Linked DNA regions of Homo sapiens: region 1 is linked to region 2. A link is an interaction called in ENCODE POLR2A ChIA-PET data of the cell type or tissue named here. Cell type or tissue: PC-9. All regions are shown on one strand. Each heading gives the region's core, and the rest is flanking DNA. Links, peaks and the distances in the headings are about the cores only.

The links. ChIA-PET counts read pairs that join two places held together with the same protein. Peaks named below come from ENCODE experiments on the same cell type or tissue, not always from the same donor. Only the 100,000 strongest peaks of a DNase experiment are listed, where the experiment ranks them.
Region 1: POLR2A ChIA-PET joins it to region 2 with 38 read pairs; 3 of 35 experiments call an interaction of 5 or more read pairs at or near these places.

The regions. Positions count from the first base shown.
Region 1 is chr3:195,728,415-195,734,558 of GRCh38, forward strand. MUC20 (mucin 20, cell surface associated) reads left to right here. Exons shown (of 4, transcript NM_001282506.2): 3 at 1,234-1,325; 4 at 4,736-5,137. The coding sequence ends at 4,804. Among named protein-coding and RNA genes, the nearest start is that of MUC20, 11 kb to the left of the region's middle. In PC-9, for the core only: no CTCF peak of the experiment used is centred there; no DNase peak of the experiment used is centred there.
Region 2 is chr3:195,816,003-195,827,009 of GRCh38, forward strand. LOC124905352 (vegetative cell wall protein gp1-like) reads left to right here. Exons shown (of 3, transcript XM_047449429.1): 1 at 1-1,539; 2 at 1,628-1,727; 3 at 2,175-2,774. The coding sequence ends at 2,296. Among named protein-coding and RNA genes, the nearest start is that of MUC4, 9.6 kb to the left of the region's middle. RefSeq lists enhancers at 428-1,233, 4,662-5,861, 7,657-8,344, 9,237-9,406, 9,258-9,427 and 3 more. In PC-9, for the core only: no CTCF peak of the experiment used is centred there; DNase peaks (open chromatin) are centred at 5,549, 6,519 and 7,439; H3K4me3 peaks cover 3,612 bases; H3K27ac peaks cover 4,254 bases.

The DNA.
Region 1 (6,144 bases), core at 1-5,000, 91 kb before region 2:
GGATGTGCACGTAGGCCAGATTTATGTTTCTCTCCACCCAAACATCTCAGCAGAGTAAAGAATAATAAAGCAGCATTGCTGCAAACATGTCTCACCTCCCGCCACAGGGTGGTTTTTCTCCTGTCTCAGAATTGAACAAATGTACAATCGGGTTTTATACTGAGACATTCAGTTCCCAGGGGCAGGCAGGAGACAGTGGCCTTCCTCTATCTCAACTGCAAGAGGAGATCCTCTTTTACTAATCCACCTCAGCACAGACCCTTTACGGGTGTCAGCCTGGGGGACGGTCAGGTCTTTGTCATCCCACAAGGCCATATTTCAGACTATACATGGGGAGAAAGCTTGGACAATAACCTGCTTTCAAGGGCAGAGGTCCCTGCGGCTTTCCACAGTGCATTGTGCCCCTGGTTTATTGAGACTAGAGAATGGCGATGACTTCTACCAAGTATACTGCTTGTAAACATTTTGTTAACAAGGCACGTCCTGCACAGCCCTAGATCCCTTAAACCTTGATTTTATACAACACATGTTTTTATGAGCTCAAGGTTGGGGCAAAGTTACAAATTAACAACATCTCAGCAAAGCTTGTTTAAAGTACAGGTCTTTTTCAAAATGGAGTCTCATGTCTTTCCTTTCTACAGAGACACAGTGACAGTCTGATCGCTCCTTCTTTTCCCTGGAAAGAAAAATACTTTATTATTTGTTGATTAGATAAGACATTCATATGATTTGAAATGGAAAGGTACGAAAAGGTTCACCATAAAATGCCTTTCTCCCCTGGCTGTGCCCCCACCCAGTTCTCTCCACACATGTAACCCGTGAGATTGTCTCTTGTGTGTAATTTTCTGCACATGAAATGTACATACGGAAGCAAATATATGTGACTATTTCATCCTCCTCTTTTTTTTTTTTTTTTTTTTTGAGACAGTTTCGCTCTTGTTGCCCAGGTTGGAGTGTAGTGCTGCGATCTCAGATCACCACAACCTCCGCCTCCCAGGTTCAGGCGATTCTCCTGCCTCAGCCTCCTGAGTAGCTGGGATTACAGGCACGCACCACCATGCCCGGCTCATTTTGTGTTTTTAGTAAAGACGGGATTTCTCCATGTTGGTCAGGCTGGTCTCAAACTCCCGATCTCAGGTGATCCACCTGCCTCTGCCTCCCAAAGTGCTGGGATGACAGGTGTGAGCCACTGCGCCCAGCCCTGATTTTCATCTTACTGTTCTCCATTTGCAGGTGAAAATGGAGGTTTCCTCCTCCTGCGGCTGAGTGTGGCTTCCCCGGAAGACCTCACTGACCCCAGAGTGGCAGAAAGGCTGATGCAGCAGGTGAGTGGGCACTTTCCGGGCCAGGGGAGTAGAGGAAGGGGCGAGGTTCGCAGGGGCTGCAGGGAAGACCCGCAGGACACAGAAGAGCAGCTACCGCGCTTGGAAGGGAGTCTCGTTTCTTACGGAGAATTGGGAGCTGAATCTGAGGATCTCTGCCTGGCTTTGCTTCTGCCTGCCTTCTCCGAGTTCTTCATTTCCTTCTCTGCAATGTAAACATGTGACTCCTAGAGCCCCCAGTTTCTTCTGGTCCTTGGAAGCTTGGCCTTCTGGCCTCTGAGGCAAAGGTCAGTGATACTGATGGGAGGGTAGGTCGGACTCTTGGTTGCAAGTGGCAGAAACCCAAGTCAGGGCAGTTTATGCAAAAAAAAAAAAAAAAAAAAAAAGGCAAGGTCTGAGAAACCTACAAGTGTCTCTTCAGCTTCAGTACGGCTGGATCCAGCAGCTCCAGCGCCATCACAGGGACTTTCTCTTTCTTTCCCTGTCTTAGCTTTACTCCCTTCATTCTTCAGAGTCTTTCTTCATGTGTATGAAAAGGCAGCCTTGTTAGCCATAGATTCACAAGGGACTTCCATCTCCCCACATTTTCTTTTCTTTTTTCTTTTTCTTTCTTTCTTTTTGTTTTTTGAGACGAAGTCTCGCTCTGTCGCCCAGGCTGGAGTGCAGTGGTGCGATCTCAGCTCACTGCAAGCTCCGCCTCCTGGGTTCACGCCATTCTCCTGCCTCAGCCTCCCAAGTAGCTGGGACTACAGGCGCCCGCCACCACGCCCAACTAATTTTTATGTTTTTTTTTTTAGTAGAGACGGGGTTTCACCGTGTTAGCCAGAATAGTCTCAATCTCCTGACCTCGTGATCCACCCGTCTTGGCCTCCCAAAGTGCTGGGATTACAGACATGAGCCACCGCACCCGGCCCCCTCTCCCCAAATTTTCATGTCATCTGGGGAAGTGCAGGTCTCCATGGCCTGCAAGGGTCACCATGACTGACAACCCAGTCAGGATCCCATAGAGGAAGGATGAGCCCCAAGAAAATAGGGAGGCTAGGCAGAAAAAACCGCAGAGATGTATACTCTAGATGAGGACCATGATTGGGATGTATTTGTACAAGTTGGGAAAATTCTCCTAAAACCCACTGGATAGAACTTCCAATGGTAAAGTTCCGGGGTCAGGGTTTTGAGGATGGGGATGGTGTGGCTTGTTGGAGGTTAGACTGGGTCAGCTCAGTGCAGATGTCACGGGCCTGGCCTCACTGAGGGGTGGGTTGTTCTCCTAATGTGTGGTACAAAGTAGCAGATGGGGCATGATGGGAAGTGTCTAAGCTCTGCTCACAGATGTAACCGTGAAAACAGGCCCAGTGCACAGTCTAATGTGGATTGCCTCTTTGACAGTGCCCTTGCTAATACCTGAAGCTTGCATTCAGCACCTCTCACAGTCAATGGGACAGTGCCCTTGCTAATACCTGAAGCTTGCATTCAGCACCTCTCACAGTCAATGGGTGCCACACTGCTGAAAAGTGGCTCAGGCTTCCTGTCATCCCTTGCAAGGGTAAACCTGGCAGAGATGCTGGCTGGGGGTCTTATGCCAGGTGTAGAGTTCATAGCCAGGCTGGACAGGTGGAATGATTGCCCTTAGCAGAGGGAAGCAAGATATGTCCGTGGAGAGTGGGATCCTTTGTTGCAGGCGAAAGAAAACCTCTGTCTGTCGTAAGTAAAAGGGGGATTTGTTGGCAGCGTCCCAGAGTGCATAGAATCAAAGCAATGCCAGGACAGCAGGCTTGGAAAATAGGCAGGAGGGCCCCCAGGAGCTCTGAGGTCCAGACAGTGGGATCAGGCTGGCTGGGACACTGTCCCTCTTGCTGGTCAGTCACTATTGGATGCTGCCACAGCCAAGGGGCATCACGTGGCCTGCACACACATTCACATAGGTTCTCGCTGCCTTTTTGTCTCACTGGACTTTTTGCTCCAGAGCCAAAGTCCTGAGTAGGAACATTTGATAGGCTGAGCTTAGCCCTTGTACTCCCATGAGCCCACAGCCAGGTGCCAGGGGACGGGAAGAAGGGATGTCTGTGTCCTTGGAGTTCTCTTAGCAGCAGTGAGGCCAATCGTGACTCCCACTGTGAGGAGTTCCCTAAACATGGCACGGGGGCTCGACACCCGATGGCCAAATAAGTGACAAATGCCCCCGGCATGTGATAATCAAAGTAGCGAGTGTGAATCCTTGTGGGAGAGGGAAGCCAATTGCTTTTGTTTTGTTTTGTTTTGTTTTGTTTTGTTTTGTTTTGTTTTCTGAGACTGAGTCTCACTCTGTCATCCAAGCTGGAGTGCAGTGGTGCGATCTTGGCTCACCACAACCTCCGCCTCCCAGGTTCAAGCCATTCTCCTGCCTCAACCTTCTGAGTAGCTGGGATTACAGGCCCGCACCACCATACCTGGCTAATTTTTGTATTTTTAGTAGAGATGGAGTTTCAGGTTTCAGCATCTTGGCCAGGCTAGTCTTGAACTCTTGACCTCATGATCCACCCACCTCAGCCTCCCAAAGTGCTGGGATTACAGGCGTTGAGTCATTGCGTCCGGCTGGGAAGCCAGTTTTCTTTTTCTTTTTCTTTTTCTTTCTCTTTTTCTTTTCTTTTCTTTTATTTTTCTTGAGACAGATTCTCGCTCTGTCGTCCAGGCTGGAGTGCAATGGCACGATCTCGGCTCACTGCAACCTCCACCTCCCGGATTCAAGCAATTCTCCTGCCTCAACCTCCCTAGTAGCTGGGATTACAGGTGCACACTACCACTCCTGGCTAATTTTTGTATTTTTAGTAGAGATGGGGTTTCTCCATGTTGGTCAGGCTGGTCTCGAACTCCTGACCTCAGGTGACCCACCTGCCTCTGCTTCCCAAAGCACTGGGATTATTGGCGTGAGCCACCGCACCCGGCCGGGAAGCCAGTTTTGAATCTCAGGTCTAAGCCCCCAAACCAGAAATGATTTCAGGAATCGGAAAGAAACCGCGAGATCAGGAGCAGGTCAAGCAGCTGAGGCGCAGGCACCAGGCCACATGGGGTTGGGCATCAGTTCTCGTCCGGGGACAGCCCAACAGTTTGGGCTCGGGGATTAGACAATGAGCTTAGGAACCAGCTAGATCTGGGTGTGAATTCTAGTTCCCAACTGTGTGATCTTGGATAAGTTATTCTATGCGACTTTCATCCCTTATAAAATGAGGATCCTAACACCTGCTTTATAAGGTTGCTGTGAGGTTTAGATGACATAATGTGTGTGAGGCACCAGCCTGTGTCCAGCATGTAGGAGGCCCAGGAAGGGTTGCCGTCCTCCGCATGCACTCTGCCCCAGTGTCCCTTCCTGTCCTCTGCCTCTGGCGAGCTCATGGGCCAGATGGGCTGAAAGGACAGCTGGCTCTTTTGCTCTCCAGCTCCACCGGGAACTCCACGCCCACGCGCCTCACTTCCAGGTCTCCTTACTGCGTGTCAGGAGAGGCTAACGGACATCAGCTGCAGCCAGGCATGTCCCGTATGCCAAAAGAGGGTGCTGCCCCTAGCCTGGGCCCCCACCGACAGACTGCAGCTGCGTTACTGTGCTGAGAGGTACCCAGAAGGTTCCCATGAAGGGCAGCATGTCCAAGCCCCTGACCCCAGATGTGGCAACAGGACCCTCGCTCACATCCACCGGAGTGTATGTGTGGGGAGGGGCTTCACCTGTTCCCAGAGGTGTCCTTGGACTCACCTTGGCACATGTTCTGTGTTTCAGTAAAGAGAGACCTGATCACCCATCTGTGTGCTTCCATCCTGCATTAAAATTCACTCAGTGTGGCCCAGAGGCTGTCTATTGATCTGCATGCTTTCGCCATTTTTATAGTACAGGGATTGTGTATAGTCTCACTGCTACCTCCTCCTTCTACTCCCCCAGGTCTTGGTTTGGACTTTGATGATAGCATTTACTGAGACGGGCCTGGAGCCTGTCGAACAGCCCGCTGCAGCAGGGCAGGGACCACCTTTGTTCATCTCAGTATCCCCTGAACTAGCAGAGTGTCTGGCCTGCAGTGGGATCGCAGAGAATGTGGAATTGACCTAAATTTAAATTTCAAGTTCTGGACACAAGCCTCAATTATTCCTCTTATATGTTATAACTTACATGCTATTATTTTTTTAAAAAATTAATATGGTTTACTTTTTATTATAAAAGTAAAACTTGGCCAGGCTCAGTGGCTCACGCCTGTAATCCCAGCACTTTGGGAGGCCGAGGCCGGTGGATCACGAGGTCAGGAGTTTGAGACTAGCCTGGCCAACATGGTGAAACCCCGTCTCTACTAAAAACACGAAAATTAGCTGGGTGTGGTGGCAGGTGCCTGTAATCCCAGCTACCCAGGAGGCTGAGACGGGAGAATCACTTGAACCCGGGAGGCAGAGGTTGCAGTGACCCAAGATCCTACCACTGCACCCCAGCCTGGGCAAAAGGGCAAGACTCTGTCTCATAAATAAATAAATTTAAAATAAAAGTAAAACTTGTTTATGATTTCAAAATTTTGAAATATTCCAAAGACCAAGCAAAGTAAGAAGTGGGAAGAGGAGAAAGAAAAACTTTTCTATAATCCCACCTCTTAGATACAACGATTTATTTTTTAAAATTGAGACAGGGTCTCACTCTCACCCAAACTGCAGTGCAGTGGTGCGACCATGGCTCACTGCAGCCTCCACCTCCCAGCTCCAGTGATCCTCCCACCTCAGCCTCCTGAGGAGCTGGGACCACAGCTGGCTAATTTTTGTACTTTGTTTTGTAAAAAAGGGGCTTTACCATGTTGAGCAGGTTGGTCTCGATCTTCTG
Region 2 (11,007 bases), core at 3,251-8,250:
CTCCCTACGCAGGTGCCACATCCTCCTGCCCAGCCCGGCCTCCTTCTCCTTACGCAGGTGCCACATCCTCCTGCCCAGCCCGGCCTCCTTCTCCTTACGCAGGTGCCACATCCTCCTGCCCAGCCCGGCCTCCTTCTCCTTACGCAGGTGCCACATCCTCCTGCCCAGCCCGGCCTCCTTCTCCTTACGCAGGTGCCACATCCTCCTGCCCAGCCCGGCCTCCTTCTCCTTACGCAGGTGCCACATCCTCCTGCCCAGCCCGGCCTCCTTCTCCTTACACAGGTGCCACATCCTCCTGCCCAGCCCGGCCTCCTTTTCCTTACACAGGTGCCACATCCTCCTGCTCAGCCCGGCCTCCGCCCTTCTCCTTACGCAGATGCCACATCCTCCTGCCCGGCCCGGCCTCCTTCTCCTTACCAGGTGCCACATCCTCCGCCCAGCCTGGCCTCCGCCCTTCTCCTTACCAGGTGCCACATCCTCCTGCTCAGCCTGGCCTCCGCCCTTCTCCTTACAAGGTGCCACATCCTCCTGCTCAGCCTGGCCTCCGCCGTTCTCCTTACCAGGTGCCACATCCTCCTGCCCAGCCTGGCCTCCGCCCTTCTCCTTACGAGGTGCCACATCCTCCTGCCCAGCCTGGCCTCCGCCCTTCTCCTTACGAGGTGCCACATCCTCCTGCCCAGCCTGGCCTCCGCCCTTCTCCTTACCAGGTGCCACATCCTCCTGCTCAGCCTGGCCTCCGCCCTTCTCCTTACCAGGTGCCACATCCTCCTGCCCGGCCCGGCCTCCTTCTCCTTACGCAGGTGCCACATCCTCCTGCCCGGCCTCCTTCTCCTTACCAGGTGCCACATCCTCCTGCCCAGCCCGGCCTCCTTCTCCTTACCAGGTGCCACATCCTCCTGCCCAGCCCGGCCTCCTTCTCCTTACGCAGGTGCCACATCCTCCTGCCCGGCCCGGCCTCCTTCTCCTTACACAGATGCCACATCCTCCTGCCCGGCCCGGCCTCCTTCTCCTTACCAGGTGCCACATCCTTCTGCCCGGCCCGGCCTCCTTCTCCTTACCGGGTGCCACATCCTCCTGCCCGGCCTCCTTCTCCTTACCAGGTGCCACATCCTCCTGCCCGGCCCGGCCTCCTTCTCCTTATGCAGGTGCCACATCCTCCTGCCCGGCCTCCTTCTCCTTACCAGGTACCACATCCTCCTGCCCAGCCCGGCCTCCTTCTCCTTACCAGGTGCCACATCCTCCTGCCCAGCCCGGCCTCCTTCTCCTTACGCAGGTGCCACATCCTCCTGCCCGGCCTGGCCTCCTTCTCCTTACACAGATGCCACTTCCTCCTGCCCGGCCCGGCCTCCTTCTCCTTACAAGGTGCCACATCCTCCTGCCCAGCCCGGCCTCCTTCTCCTTACCAGGTGCCACATCCTCCTGCCCGGCCCAGCCTCCTTCTTCTTACCAGGTGCCACATCCTCCTGCCCGGCCCGGCCTCGTTCTCCTTACACAGGTGCCACATCCTCCTGCCCGGCCCGGCCTCCTTCTCCTTACCAGGTGCCACATCCTCCTGCCCAGCCCGGCCTCCTTCTCCTTAAGCAGGTGCCACTCCCCTATAGCCTTCACATTCCTTCCACCAACTCAGCATTTGCTTCTGGGAGGACCCGACCCGAGACACTCACGTAAAAGAGGATGCCCACGTACAGATGTGGCAGCAGGCCCTCCGAGCTGGGATTCAGACCCAGGTCAGCACGACTCCAAAATCTTTCCTCCTCTGCAGCTCCTTATTCCATGGTTCAGCAGGGAGGCGGGCGGGCTGGAGGCCCCGGCACCTGCTGTATGTGGTCTCTATCCGAGGCCATGGTGAAAGCAGGGAGGTGGGTGGGCTGGGGGCCCAGCACCTGCTGTATGTGGCCTCTATCTGAGGCCATGGCGAAAGCAGGGGCCCTGGTACTAGGGTCACACAAAGGCCACTGTCATTCTCTTGGGATTCGGTTTCTCCTTTCCCTAAAAGTGCCAAGCATTCTCACGCCAATTAGCTCATTTCCTGTCTCATCTCACCTCTGTGGTGGAGCAGGGCATGATTTTTACGCATGCAACGTCTTCTTACGGGCATCCCTGTGAAGCAGGGCCACCCCGGGGCACAGGAGGGCCTGGAGGTCCAGGGATCTAAACTCATTCCATTCACCCAGCCTTAAGGAGAAGAAAACCGAGGCCAGGAAGTCAGCAAGAACATGAAGTCGGTGACCCAGCATCCAGGTCCCCGGATTTGCCACCTGTGTCCTTTTGTGGGGCTTCCCTTTGTAAAGCTTGAAAGAATAAGAGGATCTTAACATAATTTTAAAACTGGAAGAGACCCTGGTGACCATGTCATCCGAAGCCCTCATTCTACCGTGGAGGAGGTGTGGGCCCAGAGAGAAGGGAGGTCCTTGTTGGCGCAGCCGGTGAGCGGCAGGGTGTGTCCCGGAGCCCGGGTTTCCAGCGCCCTCTCTGTCTTGCTGCCGAGCGTCCACGTCTGTTCGGTTGTCTTTGCACACTCCTGGCTCCCAGTTAGACCGCTGCTCCCAGGCGGAACGTCTGCCACAGGGGACACGTACATGCGGCCACCATGGGGACTGAATGAGGGTGGGCCCACAAAGCTCTCCAACGCGGGGTTCTGACAGAAAGCCCAACCCGGGCCGAAAGCCATCTTTTAAAATGAAGTTTACTGGGTTTCTTTTTTCATTATAAAGTAATGCACACTGTCCACAGAGATATGAAAATATTTAAAAGTAGAGAGAAGAAAAACATCATCAATGTTTCACCACCCAGGAACAACCCTATTAACGCGTTGAGAGATTTCTGGCTTGTTTCTCATACATAGCTCATATCCATAGTTTAAATCTATCATATCCTAGATATAGTTTGATCTCCTCTTTACCACCTAACTTTATTTATTTATTTATTTATTCATTTTTATTATTTATTTATTTATTTTGAGACAGAGTCTCGCTCTGTCACCCAGGCTGGAGTGCAGTGGTGCGATCTTGGCTCACTGCAACCTCCGCCTCCTGGGTTCACGCCATTCTCCTGCCTCAGCCTCCCGAGTAGCTGGGATTATAGGCTCGTGCCCCCATGCCTGGCTAATTTTTGTATTTTCAGTAGAGACGGGGTTTCACCATGTTGGTCAGGCTGGTCCCAAACTCCTGACCTTGTGATCCGCCCGCCTCAGCCTCCCAAAGTGCTGGGATTACAGGCGTGAGCCACTGCGCCGGGCCATGACCTAGCTTTAAACCTAAAAGTCTCCCCAATTATTATAAAACTCCATTCACACATTTCTGAAGGCCACGTGATACTGCATTGGCTGCCACCATAACTGAACTAACTTGGACACTGGGTTATTCACGGCGTCCCTGTTACAGGTAATGCCCGGATCAGAGGCTTTGTACCCAAAGTGCCTTCTGTGTTCAGGATCATTTCCTGAACCTGGAAGCAGAGCTGGTGTGTTCTGATCGGCGGCTCTGACCCTCCTTCTACAGTCAGAAGTCCATAAACATGAGCTTGCTCTGTCCAGGATGTCGGCACTTTTTTGGACACTTGTGATCAATTAACCCTTTTAATGTTGATGGTCTAATGGCGGAAGCAGAGCTGACAATGGGGCCGGGCGCTGTGGCTCACGCCTGTAATCCCAGCACTTTGGGAGGCCGAGGCGGGCAGATCACCTGAGGTCGGGAGTTCAAGACCAGCCTGACAAACATGGAGAAACCCCATCTCTACTAAAAATACAAACTTAGTAGAAATGTTGGTGGTGTGCACCTGTAGTCCCAGCTACCTGGGAGGCTGAGGGAGGAGAATCACTTGAACCTGGGAGGCGGAGGTTGCAGTGAGCTGAGATCACACCACTGCACTCCAGCCTGGGCAACAAGAGCGAAACTCCGTCTTGAAATAATAAAATAAAATAAATAGAATAATTACTCCGGAAGCCTAAAAATGATGGGTGGATTAAAGACTCTGCAGGTGGGTGGGGAAAAGGTGGAGAACCCCTTCCCATCCCAGCTCTTTCCTGGGTGAGCTCCCAGCTATGATCCAGGACCAACTGCCAGGCTTCTCATTTTGATACTGGACACTATGCTTAGCCCAGCGACTGTCCTGAAGAAAGTGATCCAGACAAAATTTGAACAGAGAAAGAAGGCAGTGAGATTAGCCCATCAGGCTGGAAAGTGAGACTTGTTCCTTGTTCCCCTTGCTCCCTGGGGAGAGGAGGCACCAGCTGAAGCTGGCCAGGGGACAGAAGAGGGGTCTGGTGAGCTCTGCTCCCCGGTGTGCAGGGGAGGCAGAATGCAGGCAGAGGAGCAGCCTGACAATGCGACGGACACATTACCACGTGGCCCTATGTGCCCTCACGGGGTCACGAGCTAGTGGAATCTAAACATGGAGAGAGGATCATTTAGCAACAGGGTCTGTGGCCCTGGGCATGACTGTGTGCCAGGCAACAGACAAGCCTCAGTGAGGGCCATCCAGGAAGGCCTCTGCCTTAGTGCTCACAAACTCGGTGGCTTCAAACAAACAGGAATTTATTCTTTCACAGTTTGGAACCCAGAAGTCCAAAATCAAGGCGTGGGCAGAACCACACTCCCTCCGGAGGTTCTGGGGTGGAGCCCTCCTGGCCTCTCTCCTGGTTTCCAGGGGTGGCTGGCCATTCTCCGCATTCCCGGGCTGGCAGCCGTGTCCCTCCAGCCTCTGCCTCCATCGTGTTGTGTGGCCATCTTCTCCCCTGTGCGTGTGTCTCTGTTTCCTCTTCTCATAAGGACACCAGTCACTGGATTAGGCTCTGCCTCAATTCGGCATGACCTCAGTTTAACTTAACTAATAACCTCTGCAAAGACCCTATTTCCAAATAAGGTCACATTCTGAGTGACATGAATTTTGGGGGACACGTACTCACCCCAGTACAACCTCCTTGAAGAAAATTTGGGGCAGGGTAGGTGTATGGGTCATGACAATAGATGATTCTTGCCGAATGATGACCTATTTGGGAAGACCAGCAGGTGTGCCCACATCACCCTGGGCTGGCTCTGGAAATCCCCCAAATCTCGGCTCTTGTCACCACTGAGTCAGGAGCCAGGCGGCATGACCAAGGGACCAGCTTGACTATTCCTCGATCTAACTTCTTGGATCATGAGGCCAGGCAGATGGCAGCCCCAGGAGCCCTCAGCTGTAGCTCATCAGGCCCGTGCTGAGACCACCCCCTCCCCTGCCCAGGAGGGCAGAAAAGCAGGGCCCAGGCAGCAGTGGCCACACCTGCCTCAGTGGTTTCAGCCCTGCTCTCTCAAAGGTTGACCTGCTATTGACTGGAAGGTATCACATTCCCTTGTTTCCTTCTGTAACCAGAGAAGAAGGTAAGGGGTAAGGGTGGGAGAGGGGAGAGAGACAGGACAGTATATCTAAAAATAAACGTACCCCACCTCAACCTCAAGCATTGCACAGAAAGGTGTGTCCGCCTGCTCTTCACCCGCCTGTGACCCCCGCATTCCCTCCAGGTGAGCAGGAGCCCGACCTAGACACTCTCTTTAGCCTACACATGCCAGACTCTCCCTTTAGAGGAAAAAGGGACTTCTCACCAAGCCACACCCCTTGAAACTGCTTCCTCGGGTGCACCTGGAGTGTTCTCACTCCTCGGCCCCAGTTCCCACTCACACTTCCTGGAGCTGGAGGAGGGGGCAAGAGGGTGATGCGTCATAAGCCTGCATGGACATTGTCACTGAAATGAAAGCTCAGCTTCCAGGGTCCGGAGACGGCTTTGGCCCCAAGGTGCCAGGGACAGCATAAGCTGCCGGGACCTGGCGAGGCCCAGGGGGCGAGCCTTCGGGCAACATCTAGCCTGGCACTCCTGGTTTCGTGCTGGAGGAGCAGGGTGAGAGAGGGGCTACTGTTGAGCTGTAGGAGGCAGAGTGGGTGCTGGGGGAAAGAGCAGGAGCTTTGGAGTCACTGTGGGCAAGCCACTTCCTAGCTGAGCCTCAGTCTCCATGTCTGCACAGTGGGGAGAGTAGACGTAATTCCTATTAGCTTAGTACGTCGTAGATTCTCAGCAAATGTTAGCGTCCCCACGCCACCGCCCCCCAGATGTGGGCATGGAAAGAGAAACAAACTATTTGGAAGGAGAGTCTGGGGTTGTTCTGGGTGGAGGGCCAGGTCATAGACATGATGTGGTGGCAATGCCTGATTCTGGCTGAGGGAATCATTCTGGAATGGTGAGGGGGTGGATCTGGCCACAGGGCTCAGGAGACTATTGTCGTCTCAGGGGTCCTCACAAAGTGGCTGGGCCAGGTGAGCTGGTGTTTCTTATATGCGGGTAAAGGTGTTGCTCGTATGCAGGTAAAGGTGTTTCTCGTATGCGGGTAAAGGTGTTTCTCGTATGCGGGTAAAGGTGTTTCTCGTATGCGGGTAAAGGTGTTTCTCGTATGCGGGTAAAGTGTTTCTCATGCAGGTAAAGGTGTTTCTCATATGTGGGTAAAGGTGTTTCTGATATGCAGGTGAAGGTGTTTCTCATATGCGGGTAAAGGTGATTCTCACATGCGGGTAAAAGGTGTTTCATGCAGCAGTTGGCAAGTTGGTAACTTCTTCAAGCCCTGTGATTTCGAGATGGGGAGAGAAGTCTGTGAGAATGCAGTTTTGAGAAGCAGAAGCAATGAGGTCGCATCAGCCTACTGCCGAGCATAACACACAAGGGCAAAGAAGACGGGGGTCTGGGATTGGAGGGCTTCTTAAAATTCTGACACTAGACCAACTTTCCAAGTTGTTAAAGCCTGCAGACCCCAGATGTAATCTGTCAGTGTGAGAGGAGTTAAATGTCAGCTCCAATATCTACATTATAATAATTGATACATATTACCTAATAATCAATATATTGTGATGTTATATCATAGCATTTATTACATACAACACAGTTACTATTATATTAGCTTCATCTACATGTGAGATCTGCTTTTTAAAAAACTTACTTTATTTTTTATAGAGATAGGGTCTTACTTTGTTGCCCAGGCTGGTCTTTTTTTTTTTTTTTTTTTTTTTTGAGACAGAGTCTCACTCTGTTGCCCAGGCTGGAGTGCATGATCTCTCTGCCTCCCGGATTCAAGCGATTCTCCTGCCTCACCCTCCTGAGTAGCTGGGATTACAGGCGTGCGCCACCACGCCCAGGTAATTTTTGTATTTTTAGTAGAAACGGGGTTTCACCATGCTGGCCAGGCTGGTCTCAAGCCCCTGACCTCAAGTGATCCACCCGCCTCGGCCTCCCAAAATGCTGGGATTACAGGCATGAGCCACCACGCCTGGCCAAGATTCACTTAAAAAAAAAAAACTGCTTTAAAAACATTCATAAGCCGTTATTGCCTGGAGAGTCTTTGAATGTGTCACACCCTTTAACACGCAGGAGCAGCCAATCCCCAAAGCCCTGGTCACGTGATGACAATTAGGCCACCTACCCTCCGTTATTCTGGCCCCTCTGCCAAGAGGCAGGCCCTCACCCAACTGACCCTACCAGCGCAGGGGCCTGAGTGCGGCTCTCCAAAGAAACTTGATGTTGGCATTCAGCCACAAGCCCGGCTCTCAGAGGAACCTGGTGTGGGAAAGACGCCCCACCTCCAGCCCCTGTGCCGTCAGAGTCAAGATCACTGTACTTTGCATAAAGTATTAGGAAAAAACCCAAATTCTTGCTCTTTGATTAGAGCCTCTCCTTCTTTCCCCACCAGCCCTCTGCAGAAGCAAGAGGCAAAACTAAAACTCAGGTGTTTTTATCCGTGAGTCTGTGTTTCTGTGTAAGTGATCTATGCATTTAAAAACCAATAACTTACTTTATCCTTCTCAGGACCTGAAGTATGGTCTTTCATCAGATGCCTACAGAGGGTAGGAAGGCCAGGAAGAGGTGGGGAGGGCAGGAGGGGAGCGCTGAACAAATGTAGAGGTTGGATCCAGGCGTGCGGATCAGACCTTGAACTAAGGAGCCATGGAGAGCACAGAGCCCCCAGGGACACGGGAAGACGGTTGTCCTGGGTAGATGGCAGCTCCAGAAGCCCCCAGCTGTGCCTCATCAGGCCCATGCTGAGACTACGGTCTCCTCTGCCCAGGAGGGCCACAGACAAGTGGAGAAAGCAGAAAAGCAGGGCCTGGGTGGCGCTGGCCTCACCTGCCTCCATGAGGCGGACAGGAGCCTCGCAGCCGTGGACGCAGCCCAGGCCAAGCCATGCAGGGAGTAGTAACAAGAATAAATGAAGCCGTGAAGCCAGGGCCCCTTTGGCGCTTGTGCAACCGCCAACCTGCGTAGTTCTGTGAGCACTGGGACACGTGTTGGTGCTGACTCATCAAAATCCCGGGACTGTGTGGTTTTGGACACTGCTGGAGTCCAGGTGCCCTGTGTGGTTTTGGGCACTGCTGGAGTCCAGGTGCCCTGTGTGGTTTTGGGCACTGCTGGAGTCCAGGTGCCCTGTGTGGTTTTGGGCACTGCTGGAGTCCAGGTGCCCTGTGTGGTTTTGGGCACTGCTGGAGTCCAGGTGCCCTGTGTGGTTTTGGGCACTGCTGGAGTCCAGGTGCCCTGTGTGGTTTTGGGCACTGCTGGAGTCCAGGTGCCCTGTGTGGTTTTGGGCACTGCTGGAGTCCAGGTGCCCTGTGTGGTTTTGGGCACTGCTGGAGTCCAGGTGCCCTGTGTGGTTTTGGGCACTGCTGGAGTCCAGGTGCCCTGTGTGGTTTTGGGCACTGCTGGAGTCCAGGTGCCCTGTGTGGTTTTGGGCACTGCTGGAGTCCAGGTGCCCTGTGTGGTTTTGGGCACTGCTGGAGTCCAGGTGCCCTGTGTGGTTTTGGGCACTGCTGGAGTCCAGGTGCCCTGTGTGGTTTTGGACACTGCTGGAGTCCAGGTGCCCTGTGTGGTTTTGGGCACTGCTGGAGTCCAGGTGCCCTGTGTGGTTTTGGGCACTGCTGGAGTCCAAGTGCCGCTGGGGCTGCCTCGGGGAGGAGGAAAGTTTCCAGAAGAGCTTACGGAAGAGCCTGCGGCTTGGGAGCAGCATCCCCCAGCTCGCGTGCTGGGTGGGAAGTGCCGAGGGGCTGTGCAGAGGGCTCTCGTGTTTGGGGATTTTCTCGGGACGGCTGTTTTCTACTTGAAATGGGGGTCCTGGAGTTCATGGGGAATGAGAGAGGTGAGCGGGAGCCAGAACGGGAAAGTCCTTGTCCGGGGGCTTCCGCAGGAGCCCCCTTGGCCCCTGGCCAGACACTTCCAGCTTCCCTCTGGCCCCAGAGATTCCCCTCGGGGTCAGGCCCTGCCTACCTGCCTCGGCCTCGCGGTCGCCTTCCTGCCCCTCAGGAAGCCCTGCCAAGGTCCCCTGAAGGCCCGCATGCTTGCCCGGAGGAGGCCGCTCCTCATGTTGCCCCAGGGACTGCCCCCAAGGCTTCCTTCTTCAGGGAAGAGGCGGCTCTTGGCCAGGGAGTTGTTGGGGCTGTTTCCAACCCAGGCAAACCTTCGCTTCCTCTCCTGCCCTCCTGCCCCGGGTTTTTCCCCAGACAGACCTACGGGTGCCAGTGCCAGTACGGGTGCCAGTGCCCCAGCCTCGCCTCCCCTGCAGCTCCCTCCTGGGCCAGGCCGAACACCATCGTTTCACAGTCCACTTACTGAGCTGAGAAGACCTCCTCGTATGAAGATCTGGGAAGGCCTGAGCTTTCACCGGCCTGCAAGCTCACGGGCGAGCCTGCCATGGTTGAAGGACGCTGGCAGAAGACCAGAGACCCTGGCCCAGGGCAGAGGACTCTGTCACTCACGGCACGGCACGTTGCTCAGTGTGAACGAGCTTCCTCTTCACTCCCGTTTCCTTTGCTCCCCAAACCCCACGGGGGCTACGCAGAGGCCCAGGTGGATTCTGTGGCACAGCTGGGTTTGCCTCACCGCCGGGGATCCCCGTGCTTAGGAAACGCCGGACTGTCATGAGGGGCTGCGAAGCAAACCTGCCCAACCTTTCCCGGGGGTGGACGTCGTCTTTGTTACACTGGACAGCGAGCAAATCTCGCTTCTGCCCCAGAGGGAGACGCTGTCCCTGCGCGCCGAGACTTTCACTATATACACGTCCTTGACGAGAGTCCAGAGCAAAAGGCCGTCGGCGCATCTGCTCCTGAGACTTGCAGAAACGTGGGGAACCAGTGAAAAATTGTCTCCGACATCCGAGACCCAGAGGAAGCCCAGGCCAACGGGCGCAGGGTGCTGGCTTTTCCGCTGCCTTAGGTTTCACCGCGGGTGCCGTCTAGCCCCGTCCCCCACGTCTCCGTGGCCAGCACAGGGCCCGAAATGAGACCGCTCATAAATAACTGAAAAAATCACACTTACCTCAGATTGTACCCTACTATGTCAATCATGTTGGAACAAATTAGCGTTTCTGAAACAAGAGTTATGGCAGAAGTGACTGCGATGTTCCGATGTTTCTAGGTGTTGGCACGGATACTGTTCGGTCCCAACCCCAGGAGGTAGTTACTGGGAGCCATTCTGAGGAGGGAGTGCTGAGGACTCCCCTCAACAAGGGGCTGTGGCCAAGGAAAGGGGCCCTGAGAGACCTCACACAGAGCCCCCCAGTCGCATACGGCACGGCTGAACTCTCCTGGCTTCCCAGAGAATCCAGAAGGAAAGGGCGGCCTCCCGCAGCCCCCGCCAGCCAGCTCAGGGGCAGACGGCCTAGTGGGGCCCTTGCCCAGCCACCCGCCTATCTATTGGCTAAAAAAATGTAAAAACAAAAATCACTCTTCCCATACTACTCTTTTTCTCCTTCCCTCTTTTTAAAATCCTGTTTTTGCTTTTGTTCATTGACAGCAGCCTAAAAAGTGTTCTTCCTCATATATGGGAGTTAATTCTTTTTGTTTTTTTGAGACGGAGTCTCACTCTTGTCACTGAGGCTGGAGTGCAGTGGTGTGATCTCAGCTCACTGCAACCTCCACCTCCCAGGTTCAAGCGATTCTCCTGCCTCAGCCTCCTGAGTAGCTGGGATTACAGGCGTGTGCCACCACCCCCAGCTAATTTTT